2 separate regions of the Homo sapiens genome follow, and region 2 is linked to region 1. Evidence: read pairs that join two places in POLR2A ChIA-PET (ENCODE). Cell type or tissue: GM12878. All regions are shown on one strand. Each heading gives the region's core, and the rest is flanking DNA. Links, peaks and the distances in the headings are about the cores only. Region 1 holds the start of COL19A1 (collagen type XIX alpha 1 chain). Region 2 has its middle 17 kb from the start of LMBRD1.

Evidence for each region. Peaks named below come from ENCODE experiments on the same cell type or tissue, not always from the same donor. Only the 100,000 strongest peaks of a DNase experiment are listed, where the experiment ranks them.
Region 2: POLR2A ChIA-PET joins it to region 1 with 10 read pairs; 8 of 35 experiments call an interaction of 5 or more read pairs at or near these places.

What each region holds. Positions count from the first base shown.
Region 1 is chr6:69,862,674-69,871,016 of GRCh38, reverse strand. It overlaps COL19A1 (collagen type XIX alpha 1 chain), which reads right to left and starts at 4,461. Exons shown (of 51, transcript NM_001858.6): 1 at 4,377-4,461. RefSeq lists silencers at 3,424-3,493, 3,504-3,553, 3,774-3,823. In GM12878, for the core only: CTCF peaks have their summits at 2,572 (motif pointing right) and 3,485 (motif pointing left); a DNase peak (open chromatin) is centred at 4,496; H3K4me3 peaks cover 5,377 bases; H3K27ac peaks cover 4,340 bases.
Region 2 is chr6:69,810,329-69,818,671 of GRCh38, reverse strand. No RefSeq gene overlaps it. Among named protein-coding and RNA genes, the nearest start is that of LMBRD1, 17 kb to the right of the region's middle. RefSeq lists enhancers at 2,167-2,236, 2,347-2,666. In GM12878, for the core only: no CTCF peak of the experiment used is centred there; no DNase peak of the experiment used is centred there; H3K4me3 peaks cover 885 bases; H3K27ac peaks cover 4,137 bases.

The DNA.
Region 1 (8,343 bases), core at 130-8,129:
ACCTCATGACCTACACATTTTAATTACAGGCATCATCATTAATTTAGGAACTCAAGTTAAAAATTTCAAAATCATCTTCAATTTATTCACCCTCACCCCATATCAAATCTCTGTCAAAGTCTATCAAATCTATTTGTAAACGTCTTTTGAATCCATACCAACTTTCTCATCCTCGCTGAAACTGCCTTAGTTCACGTTTTTACCATTCCTAATCTGGAAAATTGCAATAGACTCCTAACTGGATTCCTTTTCTCCATCTTGTTCCCTTTATTTCCACCTCCCTACTTCTCAAGAATTCTATTTCTAAAACAAAGACCTAGTCACTTAACTGCCCTGCTCAAAGTTTTCTGGTGGCTCTTCATTGCCCACTCCAAAGTGAGGCACTCAAGGCTCTTTTACAGTGGGGCCTCAACTCATCTGTCCAACCACCTGTCCTGCTACCTCCTTCCAAACACTCTCCGCCATCAAATTATTAACAATTCACAGGTTTCTGCATGTGCTTTTTTGGCTACTGGAAAGTCCTTCCAATCCTCTCCGATCTGGAAAACACTTAGTCTGCCTTCAACGTGTAGCTCAAATGCCATGTCCTCTGTGAAGTCTGTGAGAATCATACCAGGGAGAGTTCACTACTCACTGTCCTGTGATTCAACAGAGCTCAATACCCACTTATGCTTCTGCACACTTTATACTGCACTGCTATAACTCCTTTGCATTCTTTCTCTTCCCTATATTGAACATCTTGGAGAAAACAGATTGTATTTTATTTATCTGTGTCTTCTTTAAACTTGACATTTAGTAGGTATTCATGGGATCAATCTGTAGAATGATACAGTCTAAGGCAATACACTTGGACTAAAAATAAACAAATCAAAGGTTGGGAACCATTAAGTAATATAGACAGGTATGGGCTTAACATCTGTAGAATGATGGGCATAAAGAAAAGAATGATGGAGAAATAGAGTAAAAATTACTAAAAGAAAGCTCAGTGAACATAATTTCAGTTACTTAGTGGGACAAAAAAATAGTACTATTGAAGTTGCTCTCTGCCTCCACAGAAAGCATACTCCCTAGTTCCTAATGTTTGTACTACTTTGAAATATGTCCAACTCTATTACATTTCCTCAGTTTTGTTATTACTTCTGTTACTTCCAAACTAGTGTCTACATTCCAGAGGGTCTCAAACCTGGGATTCCCTTTGAGCACACTTAACCTATTCTCTCCATTCTCATCAACTTGTCTGTTTTACCGACTCACTTCTCTGAACTATGATTTGTTTCCATCAACTTTTCCGGTACCATTCTCAATTTCAACCATCACAACTGACCTACATTTTTTTCTGATTACAATTCTCTTGCTCTGTTGTGTTCCACAGATATATCTATATCAATGATCCAATATCATCTTAAATTAATATATAATATATGGCCGTATTTTCAAATTCATCCTTTTTCCCATTTTTTTTCAATTTGAAGGGCTCTACTGGTTTTCTGATCTAATAATCTTAAAATTTCACAATTACTTTTGATTTCTCTTAAAAAGAGGAGGTCAGAAATCCTTTGTGCTTCATAACGTATGCATAGATAAGAGAGGCCTAATAGTCCACTCTGCATACATCATATTTCTATCGAATTTAATATGCAACTTGCTCACCTGATTATTTTATTATTGGCTTACAAAATAACACCCTAAAAAGCCTATTGCTTCTTAGCCAGTCCTTTCCAATCTCTCCTTGGCAGGTGCTATCTGCTCTACTCATCTCAGATTTCACCCCGCTTGGATTTTCTGTCTTACCAGGCACATGACTGTTTGCTCCTACCTCTAAGCCTTCACACATGCAATTTCTTCTGGCTGGAATGCCCTCCCTGCTGGATCTCTTCTGCTAAGCTAGTTATTCTCTGCCTGTTTAAGATGTACATCCTCAATGTGGCCTGCCTCAGATGACTCAATTCTGGTCCTATTCATTCTGGGTTTTTTTTTTTTCCAGCATCTTTTCAGGGTTATATATTAGCATATCTATAGCCCTACTTCCTTGCATTTCAGTTTATTTTTCATACTTCAATTGAATTTTCATTTGTGATGCCTCTTAGTCACACTACCATGGTTTCTAACTTCATATCTTCTTCCGCCTCTAGAACCATTGACTCTGTGTACCCACATTGGCATTTCTGCCTGCTGGAGAAAATAAACTAAAATTGCAGCAGGAGAGATTAAACTGGAGGACCAGAAAGTAGATGGAAATTTTCCATTTTTGGAAAATACCAACAGTTCCCATCTGTTTTGGATGGTTTTCTAGGATGAGAATGATTCAGATATAGAGATGATGTCCCAATTGTGGTAATAATCACATTTGGGTTTCTTTCACCTTTTTGCTCTTTCTTAGTCCTGTCCATTTCAGTTTCAGGTTCACTTTCCTGCTCTTTTGCCATACTGTCTCCCTCCTTTCCCAGGAAACCCCATTTAGGTCCCTTAGCACTTAGAGAGCTCAGGTAGGACAAAACCTAACGGAAGCACCTGACAGTTACTTTCTCCACTTTCTATCCCCTAGAGAGAGCATAAATTTTCTGCCTCTGGGGGTCACCCTCCTCTTTTTCATCCTGAAGAGATATTCCTACACAAAAACCCTGTCAGCCCTCCTCAGGAAGGGGCATTTATGCATGTTTTTCACCACTGGAATACCTAAATATCTCAGCTTTGCAGGCCCATATCAAAGATCTCTCTACTTAGAGAGGGTCCTGCAAGTTTCCCACCACTCAAAAACAAGGAGATGCCAAGACCCCACATACGAGCAGGGGCTCTTTTCTTTCTTTTTTTTTTTTCCCTTTAGTCTCCTAAAGAATTATAGCAGTGTTTGATTCGGGCAGAGGGGGAGGCATTGGTGTTCTCTCCTTTTTGGGGAGGGGTGGTGGTTGAAAATAGATACTGGTGTGCGTTTGTTTCATCTCCTCCATTAACAGGCAGATGTAAATTCCCCTACAGCAGAGTGATTATCCTCACATCTTAATCCTCCTCAGACTTATCCAAGCAGAAGATGGGACTGAGTCGTCTTGGAATTGGGGATTGAGGGAGGTGGCGCAATTTATTTCCCTTACTCTTCCATCTCCCAATCTCAAGCTGTGGCCGATGATCACTCTCTTGCCTCTATTCACGGATTGTTCTATTAAAACTACTTATTATCAGCATTCTGGGCCCTCCTCTTTTTGCTCTCCAGCCCACTGTCCCCTGAGGCTGACAAGGCACGCTGGTCCCCTCTGCCTCTTCACCTTCTCATCAAATGAAGCTCCTCGGGGGCTCCTGTGGCACCCGCCTGTCCCCCAGCTCCTCTGCCCACCCTCTTGCCGGCTTCCCGCTCCCTCCGTAACCTCTAAGGGGGTTCGCTTACGCGCCCGCCTGCTCTCGGGGAGCTAGCGTGCCCGACGGCGTGCTTGGTTCCGGGCCAACAAACTTCCTCGCGACCCTGCAGCGCCCTAGCTGGGCCGCCCGGCGCCGCCTCCTGGTTCTCGGCCGCTGTGGCTGCGGCGCCGGCGCGCTCTCGGCGGTGGCCTCGGGACTCTGACAGCGGAGGCGGCAGAGGCTGGGGCCGCGTCTTCCTCGCGCCGCGACTGGGACGTTCCGGCGGCGGCGGCGGTGGCTGCAGGGAGGACTGCGGGGACGGCGGCGGCGCTGTGGCCGACCGCGCTGCGCATGCTGCAGGGTAATTAAGGAACAGGGCCGGACGCTCCGGAACGTGGTGGGGCTGGAGTCCGGGAATCCCCGCCCGCGCCCGCGCCGCCCCCCAGAAGCCGCACTTGGGAAAAACACCCACATGTGGAGTAGGTAACCCCGGGCCGGAGGGCACCGCACCGGAACCCCGCGTCTCTTAGCTTACGCCGCTTAACTGGCTGCCTCGCTTCCAGGGCTAACACCGTCAAAAAAAAAAAAAAAAAGCGCTCTAACGGCATGAATTGATAGTGAGTTTGTTTTACTCCTTTAACCCCCCATTTTTTTTGTAATGTATTTGATGTCTGTCCCTACCCGCATCAGCAGTGCTCCATAGTTCCGCTTCACAGACACACATAGCCAGAAAAACCACCTAGAACTTAGGTGTAACGCATGAAGCCTGCATCATGTGAACATAGGAACACGAACTACATGGTATGTACCACATGAGAGTGGCCGTCTCCTGCCAAACGTTTTTGGTCCCATCCTTAAGGCCCCTATGGAAACGTATGCAGGTGTGCATTATTTATCCACCTAAACATATTTCCATGTGTAGCACAGTTTTTACATTTTCTTGAAAAGCAGATGCACACAGATAACTAGGAACACGAGCAGATGACATAGCCCGGGCATGTGTGAGAGGGCAAGTGCAGAGCCGGTCGCAAAGCCGCGCAGCTTACCTTGAATTCGTATTTGAGCCCCTCAGAGGCGCAGTGGAGTCCGGACAGGGCTGCGGCACCGCCGAGGAGTGAGCTCCCTGCGAGTGGGGAAGGGGGACGCATCTCTGCCCTTATTAGTCTCTCCCAGTGTGACCCTCCCACTCCGCGAGGACAGAGGACTCTGCAAGAAGGTACTCAGCCAACTCAGGCACAGGTTTTCTTTAATGACAGCGATGTCGCCTTAGAGCTGGGAGTAATGCCTTTCAGGTTTATGTTTTACTAGCAGTTTCACAGATAAAATGACGGTTGGATGCAAATGCCTAGAGTTTCTCACTTCTGATCATGAAGTGTCTTCAAAGTATTATTGTATGTGGCAAACGTTCACGAGTAGGTAATTGGCTTTTTAACGGTTGAGCTAAGAAAATATATCATTTATGTTTCATTTTTTCACTTTTATGTCAAGAGTTTATATAAAGTTGATTAAGGCAGTCTGCCCACCTTCTAATCACGCTCATATGTAAACGTTTGTGTGGCTTGGTTTTTCTCAGTGTCCACAGAAGTATTTTGTGATTTTAAATACATCTTTCCATGGGTTGGTGCTTCCAATCTTGGCTTTTGAACTCTTTTGGGATCCCTTTGAATATGTGAAAGTGTCATTTTCCTGCAGATTTCTGTGTAGGTGCATGTATGTGTGTGTAGAGAGAGTATATATATATTTGTAGGCATATATAGTAGGTTTATATACATATATAGGAGGTATATATGGATACTTGTAGGCATATATATTTGTAGGTATATATACATATATAGTAAATTTATATGTATACATATAGTGTATGCATATGTATGTGTATATATGAAAAACAGAATGATTTATAGAATTCAGAAGAGTAAACCAGGCATTAGAAAACAGATAAACTGGTTTTACATTTTTATTTCAGTATTGCCACAGTGGGAGAAATAGGATAAATTATATTATTGATCCACAATGGTGAAAATCATCAAGCTTAAAAGTTACCTTAGAACCATAGAAATACACTTCACATATCAGAGCTCACAGATCAAGGAATAAATAAAATCAGGCAGGCAAAAAATAAAGATGTTAAGAAAAATGTTAAAAGATAGCTCCTTTCCACTTCATTGGAGTGAAACCATTAAAGTATCACTTGTGATTTTTAAACTTCTCTCTCAACCTAATCAAGATACCTGCAGTTTTAGAGTTCGGCATTCATGGTGATGCAAACCATGTTTCTATGTCAGGATTTAAAACCACTTGATACATTTCCTTCTCATATGATTTTCATCACTAATTTTTGGCTGACTGTGGAAAGAGGCCAAGGAGGGAGGATATTGCATGAGTCACGCTACTCAAATGGCCATTTGAAAAACATGATTCACAAACCTTCATTAGACTTTTGGTGATCAGTCTCTATTTTTTTGAAGTATTATCCCATTTGATTTTTTTCTTTCTCTAAGCAATTTTACTTTATATACCTTGCCATCACTAATGAATTGAACTAAGAGCATCCAGGCTTTATTTCTTTGTCAGACTATTAAATTCACCTTATTTACACTTAATTGAAACTATTTAAAGTAATGCTTTAAAACTACCTAAAAGGAAGTCCACAATTTTGTCTCTAATTTTTGTTTTAATACAAGTAAATCAAGTTTATCTTAGAATTATTTTCTTAAACATTTTAATAATTTCATAATTGTTAAGATATTTGAGAGAGCTAAACACTTATATTTTTGTTTATATTTCAAAATGGCCCTTTTCTTATTTCTAATATTGACCCAAGCAAGATTTTGGAAGAAAGTGAAAAATGAATAAATAAAACTTCAAATTATTATTATCTGTTGCTTATTCTGTTTCTAGATACACCAACATCCCCAGGGCAACAAATATTTCTCTATTTTTCTTTCAGGAAAGGGTTTGAATCTAGGCTGGTTTCATGATTACAAACTATTGTATACCTAGGGTTTGCTTCTTTAGCCAGTTCTTTTTATTGAATTTTAAAGTGACTTCAATTAGGAAGAACCTTTAGCCAAACACCTTTTATTTATCTAAGCCAAATACAATTATAAATGATCCGGTTTTCTTCTTGCTTCTGAAGCTACTGCTGGTAAACAAACATCTGAAAATATCAGGGGAATCTGACAGCACTCTAAGTTTTAATAAACAGCTTGCAGCACTTCTAACACCAAGTTCATCTGTGTGCACGTATGTACTTAAAAAATTTAACAGATTTAAAAAACGAACTTCTTTCAACATTTATGCCTAAAGGAAGATACAATTAAATGTTTTTATGTCATGTGAGGGATAAATTCCATTGAAAACATTTTAAAAAACTGTTCCATATTTGTAATGCCCCACTGATATAAATTTAACAATTTACAATGATCATTGTACCATTTTTTATAATTTGGATTTAATACATTTTTAAAATGTGTTTCTCCTAACCCTTAGTTGTCCATCTCGTCTACTTTATGTCTATTTCTTTTTTCCTTTTTTCTATACTTCTGTACTCCCAGTCATGTTGCTCTTGTTCCCTTTTGTAATGTCTTTCACTTTTCTCCCCTTTCATAGTTTCCATTTTTCAGGAAGAAAGAATTTCACCATTGCCCCCAGCTAACTTCTCAGTTACCAAACCATAAGAGTGTTCATTCTTTATTGAATTTATGGGGCACAGCTATACATGACTCCCTTACATATCCCATGGAAATACTTCAATGCGTCAATAGTGGATGAACAGACGTTACTGTTAACTGTAATTACCAAATCTGACTTGTCATCCCTAGCATGCACTTCCCATTATATTCCTTTTTAGGCCAGCACTATGTATGATATTCTTAAGGGTAAAAAGAAAGTAGTTATATCAATTCTAAATTCTGAGTAATTGCCAAAAGTAAATTAGGACATCTTTTTATTTTAAATGCTGTGTTTACCGTTGCTTCTGAAAATAATTCTCTTCATAGAGAAAATAATATTCCACTGGTTGTTTTTAGGTTTGCTTCCCTTCCTAGAAGACATTCTAGCTCATGACATTTACTCAGTTTAGAAATGAAAGGAAGAGGCGATCATAATGTGACTTTCACTTAGTTTATTAGACTCTTCCTAGGGATCAGTGACTCTGAAAGGAAATATGGTAAAAGACAAATGACTGGGGAAAATGTTGGTTAATATACATCCAGTTCTGAAAAATCATTTGAGAGACAGAGTGAAAGAGAGAGAAAGAAATACCCCAATAGAAAAATAGGCCAAAAAGCAAAGAGGCAGTTTACAAAGGAAATAGAAAAGGTCAATACATTTATGAAAAATATTCAATTTAATTAGTATTCAAAGAAATGCACATTTATAAAGGAACTATTTTCCCCTACCCATTCTGCCAAGATTAATATTGCTGATTAGACGTGGTGTTACTATAAGCGAAGAGCATTCTCAACAATTCCAGGAACATATAATAGTTCAGTGTTTCTAAAGGGCAAATTAGCCATGTTTATTAAAAGCGTTAAAAAAAATGCACATAGACTGCATCATAAACTACCCTAAAACAGTGACTGTGGTTACTTATAGTTTGAGATTTTGAGAATTATGATTTTTTCTTTTTGCTTATATGTAATGTGTAAAGTTTCTGCAGTGAACATGTGTTACTGTTGTAATAAAAATATAACAAACTTGAAAAAATGCGATGTTTTATCTCCAACAAATTAGTAAAGCAGTGGTATTAAGAGAGCCGAGAAATTGGCCTTTTAAATAAGATTTTCAATCATTTTCAACAAGAATCTTCCAGGTAAAAATTAGTATGTAATTTAAGCCATTTAAACTGAGTCTAGTGATTTCACTAGGAAGCAGATGTTAATTAAATTGTTTATTCATTCAACATATATTTTTGAATGCTTCTTAAACCGACCACTGCACAGTATACAAAGATACATTGAACGTGGGCCCCACTGTCTGGAGTTTAACATTCAGAAAAAAAAGGAAGAA
Region 2 (8,343 bases), core at 96-8,095, 52 kb after region 1:
CAGAACTTCATGAATTTGCATTCAGTTTATACTCATTGTCATTTTGGGCAAAACTCTTGGGCCTGACCCCCTTGTTTCCTACTTTGCAGTCTACAGACTGGCTGTTCTCCTCTTCCCCAATTTTATCATCTGGCCAAGAAACCAGAATCATACCAGGTATAACATGGCCACTAATGTGTTCCACTAGTCCCTGCAACAAAGGGTTATGAGCAGGGTTCAAAGGGCCTGCGGACATGAGAGGCAGTTGGCAACTATGTCTGCCCAAACAAAGATGAATGTCAATATTTATAATGACTTATAACAACATTCAAACTACCAATCACAAAATTTTGTTGGCAATATAACACCTATGTGTACAGAGGTTGTCAAGATAAGTTATAATGTGATGCCCAGACACTTTTAGGCTTCTATCTTGTAGATTACAAACCCTCAGCTTTCTGAAGCACAGGTGAGTGGTTTCATGTGAGTGGCTTTGTGTGAGTCCTAGTGTTATAATTTTTGGTTATTCAGGTATTTTCTTCTAGAGTCTGATTTTATATGTACATAACACATTAAAAATATGTAAATAATTATTTTGGGAGCCTATAAAATATTTTAGCATAACTATTACAATAGACTAAATCAATAGTAATAATTTTAGTGCTAAAATTTCAAGAAGCATTTTATAATTATCTTATTTAGTAAAGCAAAACAACAATAGTTGAGAATTCTCTAAGTCAATTTTTTATTCTGCATTTTTATTTTCACAAAAATTTTACAAAATTAATACGAGCCTATATTAAATCATCTGGTTCATTTGAAGTACCTGATAACTGAGTACTATCTTGCAGTTTATATTTTCTGTCTCTTTTGCATGGAGTAAGTGTAAGGTAACAAACTGAATGTGTGAAAGTAGTTCCTTGGTTGGAACAAAAAAATGTCATGGTAGAATTGATGGATCCTGTGACATATGATAATACAGGCTTACTAACCTCACAAGAATCTCTTTAGTTAGCCAATGTTATACAGTATTCACATTGTGAACAAATGGTTTTAAGAATACTGTCATGTACATCCCATTTTGTAATTAATATTTCATTAGCAGAAAATATGCAATGACAAATAGTTCTATTTCCAGTTCCAGCAATAATTAGATTACATACCCATTTAATACATATTTCAATAGTGCCAGTACTCATATTATCTCCAAGTAAAAACAAACATTTATACAATTATCAAATGACTCCACTATAAAACTGGCACTCCAGGATTGCTCACTGGCAGAGATTTAGTTAAGCATAAGGCCTGATTATACTTAATTTGCAAACAAAGACTTGAAGTTATTAATACCATTTTGTACCATATACTTATGGGAATAGACATTTTCTACATTTGCATTATTGAAATCAAAATGTCAAAAGAGATTAATTATAAAACCAGACATGAGTCTGCATCTTTCTACTATTAAACTCAGGACTGAATGATTTTTTTTCAGCCAAATGCCACTATGCATCACATTAAAATAATGTTATTAACATGATTTTATCTTCTTTTTAAGTTTCACTTGAATTTTTATTTGTTGTAAAGTTGTATAAGGCCTATAAAATTAAGGCATTCATCCATTGTTTTACATTTTTACTTATTTAAATAGCATCATGAAAATAAGTTGTCATTAGATTGCCCCAAAATGTTTTCCCATTTAAAAAGGACTAATTTATGTATTGCTCAAGTTAGAGAAACAATGGCTAATTGTGGAAGAGATGGAGGATTTTATTTATGTTTAATTCCAAAACACAGAGCTACTTCTCAAAAAGAAGGCAGTTAGGAAAAGAAGACCCAGATACTTAGCAAGATATTCGTGAGTGAGAAAGGTGTACTTGAAAAGGCAACAGAAAGACGGAAGCAGTGATGGGGGCACTGTTAAGCAGGAAGTGGTGCTTAGTGTGAAAAGCCAGCCTGTCTGTCTGTCAGGAAAGTTTTCTGGGAAGGAACCAGAGAGAGGGCAGTGAGAATTTTTTTCTCATCTGCAAGGCGGATCCAGGAGACAAGCTTTTAACTTTGTGGGGGCTCCTCCTCAAGAAAAAGAATGGAAAATTATGAATACAAAGTTAGACTCAAAAGTAAACTTTAATTTAGAATGAGAAAAACAGATTAGAAAATTTTAACAGATGCCGAATACCACAGACATCACAAAATCTAGAAAATAGCCTTCATTTTGGCTCCACACTTTCAAAAATAGACCTCTGGTCTTGCCTTTGTGTCATAGTGCACATCAAATTGGAATCATGGGCAATAAGAATATTCCTGAAAGCCATTGCTACACCTGGATGCCTAGCAATAATTTAACTAAACATGAGAGTAACTCCATGTAAATACATCCCACTCAACCTAAACTAAATGCATCCCTAACCCTACTTAACCTGAGCTGGAGCCTCAGAATGCCTGCAGCCACTCCAGTGATACTCATATGAGGCAAAATGTGAAAGTGAAAATGGAAAGAGACAGTGGTCTCAACAGACTGAAGCAAAAATACATTACTTACAAAAATTTACAAAAAAACCATAGGTCCATGGGAACACATTGCTAGGCCTTTTTTTCCACAGGACCATGGAAAACACCTGTGCAAGTGGATCATTGGCGCTGAAGCTCCATTAACATGATGGTAAATCTGCCCCTGCAGACATGTGAGAGAATATGAGAGTGAGGTCTAAAGAGAACTTAAAAGAAGTATAATTACTCTAATTACCCTTTGGTAATTTCTCATGGGCGTGAATCAAATCTCCCTTGCTTCTAATTATATTTTTATGCCCAACTGGTGTTTCTTTGAGTGTGAGTCCATGAGACTGGATTACAGGTAGCTCCAGAAACGTATAAGTTACAAGGTAATTAGGTAATAGTAAACAGATGATTGATTTGGGTACATGGTAATGGTAAAGACTGAATGGTTTTCAAGAAACTTGTGAAAACTTGTATTTGCACATCAGGAAAAAAAAAAAAATCTGGCCTGAAGAAAGATGAGTTGTAATCATCAGAAATGATGGGACAACTCTCTATCTTTCACGAAGCTCCATCTTCCCTTGAAAATTAAGCTTATTCTAGTACTGGTCAGATGTTAATTGACATACAGACTTAGCAAAGAAAAAGCTGTATGTGTGTGTGTGTGTGTGTGTGTGTGTGTGTGTGTGTGTGTGAGTTTGCTTAAAAGATATAAAAAGGAAATTTCTTGAGAGTTTTCCGTTGACAGATCAAAGTGAGTGACTGAAGCATAAGTCTCAGATCATTGATGTTTATTGAGCCAGCCTGAGGGTTCACCTGGTTAAAATGCAAGTCACAGATGCATTCTGTGATTGTGTTTTCCAAAGAGGTTCTCAGGAAGTTTAGTATTTACATATTTTCCTTTAAGAAAAGGGGCGGGCAGGTAGCAGTGAAATTAATGATTACATACTTGTAAGGTTTTTAGTTAGTGCCTAATAAATCTACATTTTACATAAGATAAGGTGAACATGTGAAGAAAAAGGGAATAGAGGAAGCAGACATCTCAGGCAAGGGTAAAAGAACAATTGATTTCATCTTGTCTTTGTTCTGTACCAGGAAAGATAAGCTAGTGATCAACATTATCAGTGTGGAGTCTTTTGAAAGGGCTAGTTTCTGTTTAGCCCTCAGAGTAGAAAGCCTAATGGTGGTTAGCAAGGGAGGGGGTTATAATGAGGCATGTCTGAACATCCATCCTGTCATGACTGTAAATTCAGCTTCCAAGATTTCTCTCGATTCCCCTTGGCCAAGAGAGATGTCCGTTCAGTCAGTTGGGGGCTTAGAATTTTTTATTTTTATTTCTCACTATCAAATTTAACTACCCAATCTGCATTCCATTTCAATATGAGAAAAGGCTTCTGTGAAATGACAATCCATCTAGAAAGTATGCATGTGGACATATGTTTATGTATTGAAAAAGTAATTTTAAAAGTCAAAATTTGATATCTTATTGGTGCTAGATTTTTTTTTCTAAGTTCTCATTTGTAGATATAGCATTGGCTTTTTATTTGGTACAATTCTTAAGCTGTATCAGCAAAAGGTTATCTATATGTGATGCTAAAAAATGAAATAGATACAGAGCCAACATTACTGAAGTCATTTGGTCTATCAATATTTGATTAAGTACATAACAGAGTAAAATAAAACAACCCAAAATTTAAATGAATAAACCTTCATTTCAAAATTAAATGGAAATACTAAAGGCCTATACAAATTTTGACATTGTTCCTTCTTGTTATTCAGGGCTAAACCTAGCCAGCAGTATTTTTTATAACATCAATTTATTCATATTTTTAAAATTAGAAACATCCTTTTAATAGGAAAGCTGTATTTTAATATAAAGCTGAAACATTATATACTTAGTTATTCTGCAAATAATTAGAATCTTTTTTGAACTATAGCTATCACTGGCTGTCTTCATTTTGCACAATACAAAATGAACAATAGACTTTAATTAAAACAAGGATATTCGGCCTTTTCTTATTTAGAAATATCAGTTTCTCATTAACTACTCAAAAATTGAAATAGCATTGTTTTTCCACTATTGCTAGAACATGAAGTATCTGTGAAAAACGCCCTCTTTGTCTTCACCAGCAGTCCTGTTTTCCTTGGTATTATTCTATTTAAACAAGTCTTTCCCCTTCTGCTGAGTGTCTTCCATTTGCTCCTCCAGATACACGTTCCATCCTTCTCCACTCTGCTCTGTGCCCCAGGAGGCTGATCATTATGTTTGCAATAAATAGGCTCCCTTGCCTTCTGTTTTCCTGTTAAGTACATTCAAAAAGAGTAACAGAGTATTTATCCCCTGGCTCCCTTCTTGAGGGACTGTAGGTGACAATGGCTACTAGAAAGCTCTTTCCTAAGTGTATAGGTCTTTTCAGATTCCAGTAACCTCCTTCTGAGACAGGGAGTGACCTTTCAGTGGTGGTAATGATTTCCTGTTTTGACAACTCTAGGGTTAGCTTCCCTTTTTCCTGCTCACATCTTTGTAAATAGTCCAATCATTGAACTCTTCTTCTGAATCACTTTTAGATGATTAAAAGTACACTTTTAGATGTACTACCCTCTGTTTCTTGCCAGAATCCTGACTGATTGACTCCTCCTTTTTTTCTGACTACCTCATGTCTTCGGAGTTCAAGTTGTTAAAAAAAAATGATCTGATAATCAAACTTAAATTCATGTGTTCAGTGAGACAAAGCAAGAACCTTTCTTAGGGGGCTGCTGCCTGCTCCCCTTGCCAAACATGGAAATAAAGAAAAATATTGAATTCCTTTAAGGGAACTTCCAGACACCTGGTTAGCCCTAAGAAGTAAATGAGCAACTTGATAAGCAAGAAGGCAAGAGTAGCTTAAAACTATAGCCAAGGGAATTAGAGTTCTGAGATGTTTGGTTTCCTTGTAACTGCTCAACGGATTCACCTTGCCCACTGCTTAGACAGAGACGATTTATGAAGAGAGGGGAACTGCAAGGCAGAACGACTAAGTCACACAGAGCCATCTGTGCAGGAGACTGGAGTTTTATTATTACTCAAATCAAATATCCTTGAGCATTTGAGGATCAGAGTTTTTAAAGATAATTTGGCAGGTAGGGGCTTGAGAAGTGGGGAGTGCTGATTGGTCAGGTTGGAGATGGAACCATAGGGGGTCGAAGTTGACTTTTTCTTGCTGTTTTCTGTTCATCTGGGTGAGATGGTAGAACTGGTTGAGCCAGATTACTGGTCTGGGTGGTGTCTGCTGATCCATCCAGTGCAGATTCTGCAAAATATCTCAAGCACTGATCTTAGGTTTGCAATAGTGATGTTATCCCCAGCAACTTGGAGCCAGAGGCTGCATGCCCCTAAACTGTAATTTCTAATCTTGTAGCTAATTTGTTAGTCCTGCAAAGGCAGACTGGTACCCAGGCAAGGAAGGGGTCTTTTCAGGAAAGGTCTATTATCAATTTTGTTTCAGAATCAAGCCATGAACTGAATTCCTTCTCAAAATTAGTTTGGCCTATCCTCAGGAATGAAGAAGGACAGCTTAAAGATTAGGAGCCAGATGGAATCAGTTAGGTGTGATTTCTGTCACTGTCATAATTTCCTCAGTTATAATTTTGCAAAGGCGGTTTCACCCTGTAGAAACTAAAGAGAACATCAGAATATATGTCCCTGAGTTGTTTCTTAGAAGCTGGTACCCCCACCAAATGGATTCCCTGGCATGTAGACCTCAAATAAGAGGTAATTGAGGACTGAACTCTTGCTTTAAATTTCTTCCTGAGGGGCATGGAGGAAGTCACGCCCACAGGCCAGACTTAATATTTCTTTCTTCTGATCCCAAATTTTTAAACAAAGCTTCTCTTCTTTAACCAATTGCAAGTCAGAAAATCTTTGAAATCCAGTTATGACCTGGAAGCACCCTGCCCCACCTGACTCTGCTTCCACCTTTGTAGGCCAAACCAATGTATCACCTCTATGTGTTGATTTATAGTTTTGCCTATAACTTCTGCTTTCCTGAAATTTACCTCTGCCTTTAAACACCCTTGCTTGCAAGCCATCTGGAAGTTTGGGTCTTACATTTCAGCTGCCCAATTATCCTTGCTTGGTACCCTACTAATAAAGGCCCTCCTTTCTCCTGCTGCAAAGCAACCTCGGTATGAATATTTGGCCTTACTGCACTGGGCAATGGGACCCCTGTTTGGTTTAGTAACATAAGAGTGGCCCACGCCTTTTCTACGTTTCTTAGAAATGAGTTCAAATCTGAGTCACTTCTGCAGAAATCACCATTGACCTTATCCTCTCTATTTAACTTTTTCATTATTCCACCCCTTTTTAGTCAAGCTTCCTGAAAGAATATTTTACATTCATGACCTCCGTTTTCCTAATTCTCCTTCATTCCTCTAAGCCAGTGCAACTTGTCTGCTTCCTATCCACTCCAGTGGAATTATTCTAGAAAATTCGTTAATGACCCCCCCACTCATGTTGCCATACTCGGTGGGCACTTGCTAGTCCTCTCACTATATTTGGTATTGACAGCTACTCATTAGTTTTAAAAAGTATCTTCTCTCTTTGTTTATATGATGTATTCTGATTATTAGTTCTAACCACTCTTTTCCTTTTATTCTCTCCTTAAAGTTTGCTGTTTTTTTAGGGTTGTCTATTTAGCTGACTATTATTCTCACTTCTACCAATTTTTCCTGGGAATTTTTTGCATTTTCATTGCTTCAGCTTTTACTTGAGTATAGATGACTCATACCTCTGTGGCAGGTCCCTTGGCTGAGTTTCCCGCCTATACATTCTATGAACTAGAGCTATCCGTGTTCCTCAGGCACCTCAAATCCAAGGTACCAAATAAAATCTACTACCTTGTTTCCTTCACTCTAAGGTGACATTGACTGTAAGATGCACCATCATTTTATAAATGATGAAGAACAAAATATACCAGTTATAGTGGTAAGATCCCATCAATTTAAAGGTGAGTCCTAACATCAGAGATGTTAAAATGTAAAGGAGAAAAGTGCATCTTAGAATCTATGAAATACAGTTTATTTCTGTCATTCCTCACCCTTAATCTTCTCTTCTTCGTATGTTCCCTGTCTTCATTAGTGGCATCATCATTCTCCACATCTCTCAATTTACAATTCTGAAAAGCATCTCTAATGTTAACTCGGCTTGGCTATAATAATCAACTATTCAAATGCTATGTGTTGCCGTGAAGGTATTTTGTAGACATGATAAATATCTACAATCAGTTGACTAAGTACAGTTGACCCCTGAATAAGTTAGGGGTTAGGGATGCTGAATCCCCATGCACTTGAAAATCTGCCTATAACTTTTGACTCTCCAAAAACTTAACTAGTAATAGCCTTCTATTGACTGGAATCCTTACCAATAACATAAATAGTTGATTAACATATATTTTGCATGTTGTATTTATTATATATTGCATTCTTCCAATAATGAAAACTAGAGAAAAGAAAATATTATTAAGAAAATTATGGTTGGGCATGGTGGCTCATGCCTGTAATCCCAGCACTTTGGGAGGCCGAGGTGGGCGGATAACCTGAGGTCAGGAGTTCGGGACCAGGCTGGCCAACATGGAGAAACCCCGTCTCTATTAAAAATACAAAAATTAGCCAGGCGTAGTGGAAGGTGCCTGTAATCCCAGCTACTCAGAAGGCTGAGGCAGAAGAATCGCTTGAACCCGGGAAGCAGAGGTTGCAGTTAGCCGAGGTTGTGCCACTGCACTCCAGCCTGGGTGACAGAGTGAGACTTTGTCTCAAAACAAAAAAATAAATAAATAAAAAAGAAAATAAAGTCATAAGGAAGAGAAAATATATTTACTATTAATTAAATGA